Linked DNA regions of Homo sapiens: region 2 is linked to region 1. A link is an interaction called in ENCODE POLR2A ChIA-PET data of the cell type or tissue named here. Cell type or tissue: A673. All regions are shown on one strand.

The links. Peaks named below come from ENCODE experiments on the same cell type or tissue, not always from the same donor. Only the 100,000 strongest peaks of a DNase experiment are listed, where the experiment ranks them.
Region 2: POLR2A ChIA-PET joins it to region 1 with 8 read pairs; 2 of 35 experiments call an interaction of 5 or more read pairs at or near these places.

The regions. Positions count from the first base shown.
Region 1 is chr11:38,083,960-38,088,959 of GRCh38, forward strand. No RefSeq gene overlaps it. Among named protein-coding and RNA genes, the nearest start is that of LINC02760, 150 kb to the left of the region's middle. In A673, no CTCF peak of the experiment used is centred here; no DNase peak of the experiment used is centred here.
Region 2 is chr11:37,725,551-37,730,550 of GRCh38, forward strand. It overlaps the pseudogene RPL7AP56. Among named protein-coding and RNA genes, the nearest start is that of LINC02760, 210 kb to the right of the region's middle. In A673, no CTCF peak of the experiment used is centred here; a DNase peak (open chromatin) is centred at 2,001.

The DNA.
Region 1 (5,000 bases):
TGTGCTTTGTTCTCTTTTTTTTTTTTTTGATACTGGCATAATATGACAAAACCTTTTATCTAGTGAAATTATCAGCTATTCCCTCTGGAAAGAAATTTACCATTTTGAGAGGCAATGAAGATATGGCAGGAACATACCTGACTCAAATTCTCTTTTCTAATAGGTCTTTAATTTGAGGATTTTTATGCTAAACTCAAGAATTCGATTAATTTAGAGCTTTATAAGCATTACCCTGAAGCACTGTTCTCAAGTGACCTCTCTTCCTCTTATTTTTCAGATTATTTTCAATATGAGACCATTTATTCCATGGGCATGGGATTGAAATTCAAGGACAATGGTTGCTAGGATATTCACTCTTCATTATCTACAGCAGGGTTTCTCAGCCTCAGAAATTTGGACATTTGGAAGCGAACACCTTTTATCATGGTATCACTGTCCTGTGCTTCACAGGATACGTAGAAGCATCTCTGACATGTATCCACTGAATGTCAGGAGCACCAGCACCCCAGAGTGACAAGCCAAAATTCTGAGATTTTTGTCCTTTTGCAGGAGAGAGAAAATCACCACTAGTTGAGAATAACTTATTCATACAATTGAGATCTGGTTTAAATGATTGTCAAGGATAAAATTAAATGGGGAAGAAACGAGTAGAGATATTGAAGGAATGCAGAGCGGTTAAATAGGTATAGCTGAGTATTAAAATGTGAAAATACACTGAAGCTTATTGTTGCAATCAACTAGTCACAGATATTCTGTACATGTGATGGAAAGGTATGTATTTCTGTGTGCTTCAAGATCCCATTTGAAAATTGGCTTTTCGTTCCTCTTCTTTTTGTCCCTGTCCATTTTTTTTCCACATCTGAGACCTGTTCTATTCTTTTTCCTTTTCCCTTTTTTTTTTTTTTTAGACGGAGTTTCACTCTTGTTGCCCAGGCTGGAGTGCAGTGGCGCGATCTCGGCTCACCGCAACCTCCGCCACCGGGTTCAAGTGATTCTCCTGCCTTAGCCTCCCTAGTGGCTGGGATTACAGGCATGCACCATCACACCCAGCTAATTTTGTATTTTTAGTAGACACGGGGTTTCTCCATGTTGGTCAGGCTGGTCTCAAACTCCCGACCTCAGGTGATCCAACCACCTCCACCTCCCAAAGTGGTGTATTACAGGCCTGAGCCACCATGCCCTGTCCGGACCTGCTCTGTTCTTATGCCCACGTTGAGATAAATTGTTTCTGCCAAGCTCTTGAGTCCCAGGCTCCACCATGTATACTTGTGCTGCTAATTAAAATTTCTCTTTTATCTTCTCTGAATGACTGTCTTTAGAATCTGCTTCCTGCTTCAGTCTATCTATAGCTTGGGTCTCTGCCATTATATCCCCAAAATGGCTGGATTTCTGTAACCTGCCCTGAGAGTTTCCCTGAATGCCTGTTACAAATTCCAAAGGCATTTAACCTGTTGATGATTTTATATAAAATTATTTTAAACTGCCACAGCATTTCATTACAAGCAATTGATACATCCAAGCAAATAATGTATTACCTTATGGATTTTGATTGCTAGGTAAATCTTCTTTGGAAAACCTAAAGGCGAATACCTCCACCCTTCCTTGGGACTGCCACATTTCTCTGAGTAGCCCTGATGCTAGGTTCCAATTTTTTACCAGTTCAATCCATCAGATGGCATGTATTTATTCATGGATGCTCATGTCTTAAATATAAAATATTGGAAAAAATTGTTTTAGTGCTTTGAAACAAGTGTTTTTTAAAAAAGTGATTTAAAATGTCATTTTAGTTATATTACAAGATCACTTTTCTCCTGTAAAAATTCCTGCTTCTTGCTTCAATTATTTATGAAGTATTTCTTCAATCTCTCACTCATTGCAAATTTTTATTTAGAGCTGACTACATTTCAGACACTGAATACTGTAGTTAAATGGTGAACAAAATAGACATATTCTTTGCTGCTTTAAAACTTCAGTAGAGGATAGCAGTAAATATGTATTATAGTACAAGATGACAGGTAAATTAGTAAGAATATAAAGTTCCAGAAAAACATAGGTAAGAGACATAGTGAACCAAAGTTGGGAAGAAAAAAGTACTTGCTTCTTTTCCCTCCCTTTGTTTATATCTTACTTGCTTCAAATCAGAATTGATGTCTAAACTTGGAAAGGGCAGATGGAATGTAGACACATACATAAACCAAAGAACATCATTCTAACCCCAAGGAATAGCATAGCCAAAAGCTTTAAAATTAGTTAAAGCACAGTGCATTTTTTAAAAAATAAAAGTTCAATAAGGCTAGACCTTAAAGTGTAAAAAGGAAGTGAAAGGAGAGCATGAAAACGGATAAAGAACCAAATTATGGTGACATATTTTATGTAGGAGAACTTGGATTTTATCATGAGGAGGATGGTGAACAATGTAACTGAAATGAGGGGTATTTTAGAAATAAACTCTAGCTACTATTGAAAGTAGATTTTAGAGGCAGGAAAAACATTAAAAATATAGTTTTAACATTTCTCATTCTAGAGCAATTGCAATCATCTCCTTCCACGGAGTTCCCATTTTTACAAATTATTTTAACATACAGACCGAGGTAAACATTATTTATTCTCTACCAACTATAGGCATGCTTTGGATGTTCTCTTTTATAAGATTCCTAATTTTAATGGCATAATGTTATCAGCGGTGTGAGGTTTTCTTTACACCTGCTATTTCCTCTCAGGTATAAGAAGCTCCACTGTGGAGGACTTCGGGTCCATTTCCTGCCTCACATGTGTTAGGAATGTAAAGAGCCAGCTGTAAATGAAGTGGACTTCTATGCGAGAAAGCACATTTTCCTGAGTTATACGTCAAATTCTCAAATACCAGTTTCAACAGAAAGGAAGGCAGCATTGTCTTTTGCATTATTTCTTTAGGTTTTTGTCTCATTTGTCTCTTACTTGTTCTAAAACTCAGATGGAGGAGAGGATTGCTTGTATGTCTTTTTAAACTTTCCTAAATATACTTTCTAAGAAAACCAAAATAGAATAATGTTGAACTTTAAGTATTCAAATATGCCACTTTCATTTACACACACTAAAAAGTATCAAAGATGTACTTTAACTTTATCACATGACTGAAAAACTTCATTTATATTAACCATTCTCCCTAATCCCAGGTGGCCTAACAGAAAAAAAAAAAACAATAAGTTATAAGACTTATTAGTTTTTATTTGTTTTGTAAAGGCAAATGAAATTTAGTATGATAGAAAACAAAATATTCATGAATAATTTAAATACAGAGTTTTAGGGACTATGATTTTCTTCACCATTCCAGGTGAACTTTAATTTAATTTGTTAATGTTTAATGAAGAGTTCAACTTTTCCAAGACTGAACAAAGTCTTTTTCGCTATCCAGAGGAAAATGGCAGGACCCTCACATAAGTGCATTTAATCCTGAAAATGTAATTATGAGAACTTAATGAGAAGAAAATCCAGTTAATTGCTTTACTGTTTCTTCCCCATTCCCTTGTTGTTCTTAAGGAAGCTTATTTCGATACTGATGACATTCAGTAGGACACTAATTAGTATAATTTTAAGCTGTTATTAATTACCTTTTTTAAAAGCAAAAGCAAGGCTTTTTAAATTGTTTTTCTGTTTAGAATAAAAGATTAAAATCCTAAACCTCTTAGTATATGTGAATTGAAGCTTGATCAATACTATTTTACTGCATTACCTCTTTATAGCCTCATCTCACATGCTGTGTTTGAGACAGTTGTCTTTTCTTTTGTCCTTACAATGACAGTCTCTAGGCTGTGGTTACTTTTTCTGTCTAACAACTGAGGTTGTATCATATGCCTCTTAAGTGTTTTTGATATAACAAATAAGAATATAAAATGTAGGTGTGCTAAAATCAGAAAGCAAACTTCGAAACATTAAGATTCATAATAAAAATTCATTGTTACATTACATTTTTGCTCCTATATCTTTTCTCCTTGTTTTGATATAAATTCTCTACTTTTAGGTGCTCAGAAATCCCTATTCACATTAGATTTTCAAAACCTATAAACCCAGCAGAACTTTACACTCTGACCATTCATCATTTCCTTTCGAGTTACAAGAAATATAACATATCTAGAATGTTTGGATCTTTTTTCTCCACCAGGAATATCTGTTTCCAAATCTTGTGTACCAAGCTTGTTTCCACTTATCTTTCAAGTCCGAAAATAAATGTCTGATCCTTTGTGAATTTGTCCTGGAGTTCCAGCTTTATACCTGGAGTTCCAGCTTCTATATGGTTTTTCTACTGCAGTGTCTACATTGGTCTCTTTATAGAATTTTCACAATGCAATGCAATAATTATTTTGCACATTAGTCCTTTCTAGATGACCAACTGTGTAGGGTTAAGAGTAGTTTCCTATTTAATTTTGAATTTAAATAGCATAATATATAATATGCACATATATTTTTCGTTGAAATTTTTAAAAAGAAAGTAGCCTTAAGCTACTTTCAACCAAAAATTTGGTATCAGGGCTGAGCATGGCAGCTCACACCTGTAATACCAGCATTTTGGGAGGCTGAGGTGGGAAGATGGTTTGAGTCCAGGAGTTTGAGACTAGGTTGGACAACACAGGAGGACTTCATGTTTACTAAAAGAAAAAAAAAATAGCCAGGAATTGTGGTGCATGCCTTGTGATCCCAGCTACTTGGGAGGCTGAGGTGGGAAGGACACTTAAGGCCAGGTGTTGAGGCTTCAGTGAGCTGTGATCATGCCACTGCTCTCCAGCCTCCAGCCTCTGCGACAGAACAAGACTCTGTCTCAAAAAAAAAGAATAATAATAATAATAGTGATAACTTGCTATCAGGTATTCTATATCTTGGGATGAATGAGGTACCATGTTCAGGGACATTTACGTTTGAAGCCACACATTGAAATTAGGAATTAAATGATTTATCTTCTCTTAAATAAATGTAAAATACCAATAGAAAGAATTAAAAGGTATTTGAGGTGACAGTAAACACTC
Region 2 (5,000 bases), 360 kb before region 1:
CTATGATCATTGCAATATTATTCACCATAGCTGAGGTATAGAGACAACCTAAGTGCCCATCAACAGATAAAGGGACAAAGAATATATGGTATAGTCTCTCCTTCAGTCGCTCAAGATGCCAATAGGAAAGAAGGGCAAGGAAAAGAAGGGGATTCCAGCTCCTGCTGTTGTGAAGAAGCAGCAGACCAAGAAGGTGGTAAATCTCCTCTTAGAGAAAAGACCTAAGAATTTTGGCCTTGGACGGGACAACCTGCCCAAAAGGGACCTTACCCACCTTGTCATATGGCACTGCTATGTCCAGTTGCCCTGGAAAAGGGCTACTTTCTAAATGAGGTTGAAAGTGGCTCTTGCAATTAACCAGTTCACCCAGGCCTTGAGCTGCTAAACAAGGGCTCAACTGCTTAAGCTGGCCCACAAGTACAGACCAGACACAAAGCATGAGAACAAGCAGAGGTTGTTAGTTCAGGCTGAAAAGAAAGCTGCTGGTAAACAGGATGTCCCACTAAGAGACCTCCTATTCTTGAAGCAGAGATTGGCACTGACACCACTTTGGTGGAGAACAAGAAGGCTCAGCTGGTGGTGACTGCATATGACACAGATCCCACAGAGCTGGATGTATCTGCCCTGTGTCAGAAGATGGGTGGTTCCATTGCATTAACTATGGGAAGGCCAGACTGGACTCTAGTACACAGAAAGACCTGCACTACCATTGCCTTCACACACAGGTTACCTCGAAAGAAAAAGGAGCTCTGGCTAAACTGGTGGAAGCTATCATGACCGATGACAAGGACAGATATGATGAAGTATCATCCTCTCTGGGAAGGAAATATCCTGGGTACAAAATCTGTGGCTTGCATTGCCAACCTGGAAATGGCAAAGGCTAAAGAACTTGCCACCGAACTGGGTGAAATGTATGCTATTGAGTTTTATGCTCATAAAACAAGAAAAATTCTTTTCTTAAAATGTGATATGCATACACACATAAATGTGAATACTATTTAGCCTTTAAAAAGAAGAAAATCCTGCCATTTGCAACAACATGGATGAACAAGGGGGACATTATGCTAAGTGAAATAATCCAGAAACAGAAAGAAATATACTGCATGAAGAACCTTAAAAAGTCAAATTCATAGAGCTAGAGAGTAGCATAGTGGTTGCCAGGACTAGAGAGGTGGGGGAAATTGGAAAATGTTGGTTAAAAAGGTACAAAGTTTCAATCATGTAGGATGAATAATTCTAAACATCTGAAGTACAGCATGCTGACTATGGTTAATTAAACTATTTTACACTAGAAATTTGCTAGAAGAGTAGATTACAAGTGCTCTCATTACACACACACACACACACACACACACACCAGGAGATATACACACACACATATGTATATATAATTTTGTTCACTGTAGTAATCATTTCACTGTGTATACATATATCAAAACATCATGTGCATCTTAAATACATACATTTTAAAATAAAATAATAAAGTAACAAAAAAGGAAAAGAAAATACACTTCTAAGAGTAATGGATTACTAATATAAAAATGAAAGAGTTTGTTATTTTTTATAAAGTATAGAGGAGGGAAATCTTTTCCTCTATCTTCTGAGGATTTGATAACTGACCCCATCAGATAAACTGAGAGTAGGCAGATTAACAGGCAAAAATGTATACAAATATGTGCACAGGGACATCACAGAAAAGAAAAGTGAACATTCAAAAACCCAGTGAGATCTGGAAGCTTAAACACCCTCTTTATAGGGGAGAGGGGAGGAGAAATATCAGTAATTTAAGGGAGAGTGAACGATCTCAGAGAAAGATAAATGAGCCCCCAGAAAAAAATAGATGATAGCCTGTGAGAAATTCTGTCTGGGGATGGTGCTGACCTCCAGTCTTCCCTCTTATGGTCTGAATTAATCTTTGCTGGTTGATGCGATTCCTGAGCAGGAGATTGATAATAACTTACTTCTCTTTAGAGGACACATCATTAGGCAAATAAAGGAAGTTCAGAGAAAGGCCCTCTCTGTGTTGGCTGTTTTCCAGGCACGCTCAGTTTAAGTAATCAGTGTACCACAGCAGCATATCTTGGGGTGGCATTTCCAGAACCCCTTTCAATAAAATGAGAACATATTGGCAATCAAAGAAAACAATTATTATTAAGGTAGAATAGATATTACTTAATGAGAAACTTCTAGGACTTTGCAACCAAAAGAGCAGTCAAAGGACCATGAAGGAACTTCTTAGAAATGCAGACTCTTGGGCCCCACTTTGCACATACTGAATCAAAAATCAACATTTTGCCAAAATTCCCTGGTGGTTTGAATGCATAAAGAAGTTTAAGAAATACTCTTCTACAAACCATACTAGACTGTAGCTATTTTGTTTTATACAATCATCAAAGCAGTACTTCTATGTAAACAAATTATTATTATTATTATTATTATTATTATTATTAGACTTTAAGTTCTGGGATGCATGTGCAGAACGTGCAGTTTTGTTACATAGTTATACAGGTGCCAGGGTCGTTTGTTGCACCCATCAACCTGTCATCTACATTAGATATTTCTCCTAATGCCATCCCTCTCCTAGCCCCTCACCTCGTGACAGGCCCTGGTGTGTGATGTTCCCCTTCCTGTGTCCATGTGTTCTCATTGTTCAGCTCCCACTTATAAGTGAGAACATGTGGTGTTTGGTTTTCTGTTCCTGTGTTAGTTTGCTGAGAATGATGGTTTCCAGCTTCATTCATGTCCCTGCAAAGCACATGATCTCATTCTTTTTATGGCTGCATAGTATTCCTTGTTGTATATGTGCCACATTTTCTTTACTCAGTCTATCATTGATGGGCATTTGGGTTGGTTCCAAGTCTTTGCTATTGTTAACAGTGTTGCAATAAACATATGTGTCTTTATTGTAGAATGATTTATAATCATTTTGGTATATACCCAGTAATGGGAATCCTGGGTCAAATGGTATTCCTAGTTCTAGATCCTTGAGGAATCGCCACACTGTCTTCCACAGTGGTTGAACTAATGTACACTCCCACCAACCATGTAAAAGTGTTCTTATTTCTTCACATCATCTCATACCATTGTGAAGATAAGAAATGTGGTTCCCAGAAAATTTAAGTACCTTTCTCAAGGTCATGCAGTGAGTAAATTAAAAGGAAATGTGAAAGAGGGATTGTCAGAATTGTGAACCCAAGTATATCTGATTCAAAAGCCTGTGCAAAGAACCTGTTCTTCATTTTTAAAAAATACAGTAACCCCTTTTAAATCTGACCTAAGTTCTCTCAGCATTTTTGGATGTCTTTGAAATACTAATCTGAATTTTATATAACATACCTGGAAAAAATGAGAAGTTTTCTACTTCCTCAAAGAACTAAAATTTTGGTAAGGAGGTAATATAACGTAAAGCTAATGGCACTGGCCCTAAAACATTTGTACAGAATTTAGAACATCCATGTCTTATACACTCATCTTAGGTGTGTAAATATGATTTCATGCTGTAATTTACTTACTACATAAGGCAATAGTAATGACAGTAGTTTTCCTAAAATACTGTGGTAAGATCTAAAGTAAACTAAATAATTATTCCAATAATGAAATTAAATAAGTACATGGGGAAAATATGAAAATATTAATGCTGGGCAAAGCATCTTTTAATTTCTTTGTAAAGATTAGAAAAATGCTTCAGAACTTATACCCTGTTACTATATCCTGAGGTCTGAAACACAGTGAACTCTTTTAAAATGAATAAAATAATAAAATATTTCAGAAATTAGACAAGAAAAATTTATATGCAAAACTTTATACACAATAATTATGATGATTTTTAAGACTTGACAGAAAACTACATGTATGCTCTTGCCGGTACCACTCAATATAAGAGTGGAATATTAATGCAGGAACTATATATTACAAATGAACAATCAGATGTGATCTGACATAGAATTTTAGTAAAATAACTAGGTAAGAGCTATAGCTTGAATGTGAGAGTGTTTTAATTTCCCAGACACCTTGGGGTGGTTTATTGGGACAACAAAAGAACTCTCAGAAATAAGACACACATGTTTTCTTCTTCTGTAAGCTATTTCCCATAAAAAGCTCCAGGGCTAGTCATAAAACAGTCTTAAAAATAATGAGCTAAAGGGGATTCAGTGTAGATTTAATGATTTTTCAATCTCTTATGACAAGAAAAGATGAATGAATCTTTAGTTTTAAATACTTGTCTTTCAGACTTTTTTTGTTTATAAGACATGACCATAAATTTAATCTTTCCACAATAAAGAATAGTTTCATCTTAGTATGTCATATGTAAATAAAACATTTTTCATTCTTTTTCTTTTTCTGATGATAAATGGAAAGATTTTTTTTCTTTGATGAGCAGTCTTTATCAGTGACTTCTATTTCAAAGTCATTTATAGAAATCTATTGAAGCAGATGATCAAAGAATCTATTGAACTTGCTTTCAGGGATGTCTGTGAGAAGCATCATTGTGTAACAATAACATTATATTATTTACACACTTAATTCAATTAAAAGGAGACTGTTTTAATTCTTAGTTTAGGCTGAAGTTCCATAATTAAACTGAATTAGGTATCAATATCCGTATTTTATAGGAGAAATATTTTACTGCCTATGGAGGACTTGCCATCAGGGTGGCCTTTGGCTTTCTGGGCCTCTCAACCATTAAGCAGACTTAAGCCAAACATAGTGGTAGGGCTGGGCAACACTGATTGTGAAGGGATTCATGTTGAGGACTTCTTGGGAGTGTGTTATTGAATAACTGTCTAGCTCTTCTCCCTTGTCCAACAGGATAGGAGCAGGTACACTGGCCATTTTAAGCCAAGTGAAGGTGCCTTCAACACAACCACTTAGAAAGGTTCTCATGTGTTATCTGAAGTTTGCAGAAGAGAAAATGAGTATATGCCTCTTACCTAGAAAAGTCTAAGGGAGTAAAGCTGATTGAGACTGAATTGCATGCCCACGGATAGGACCAGAGATTT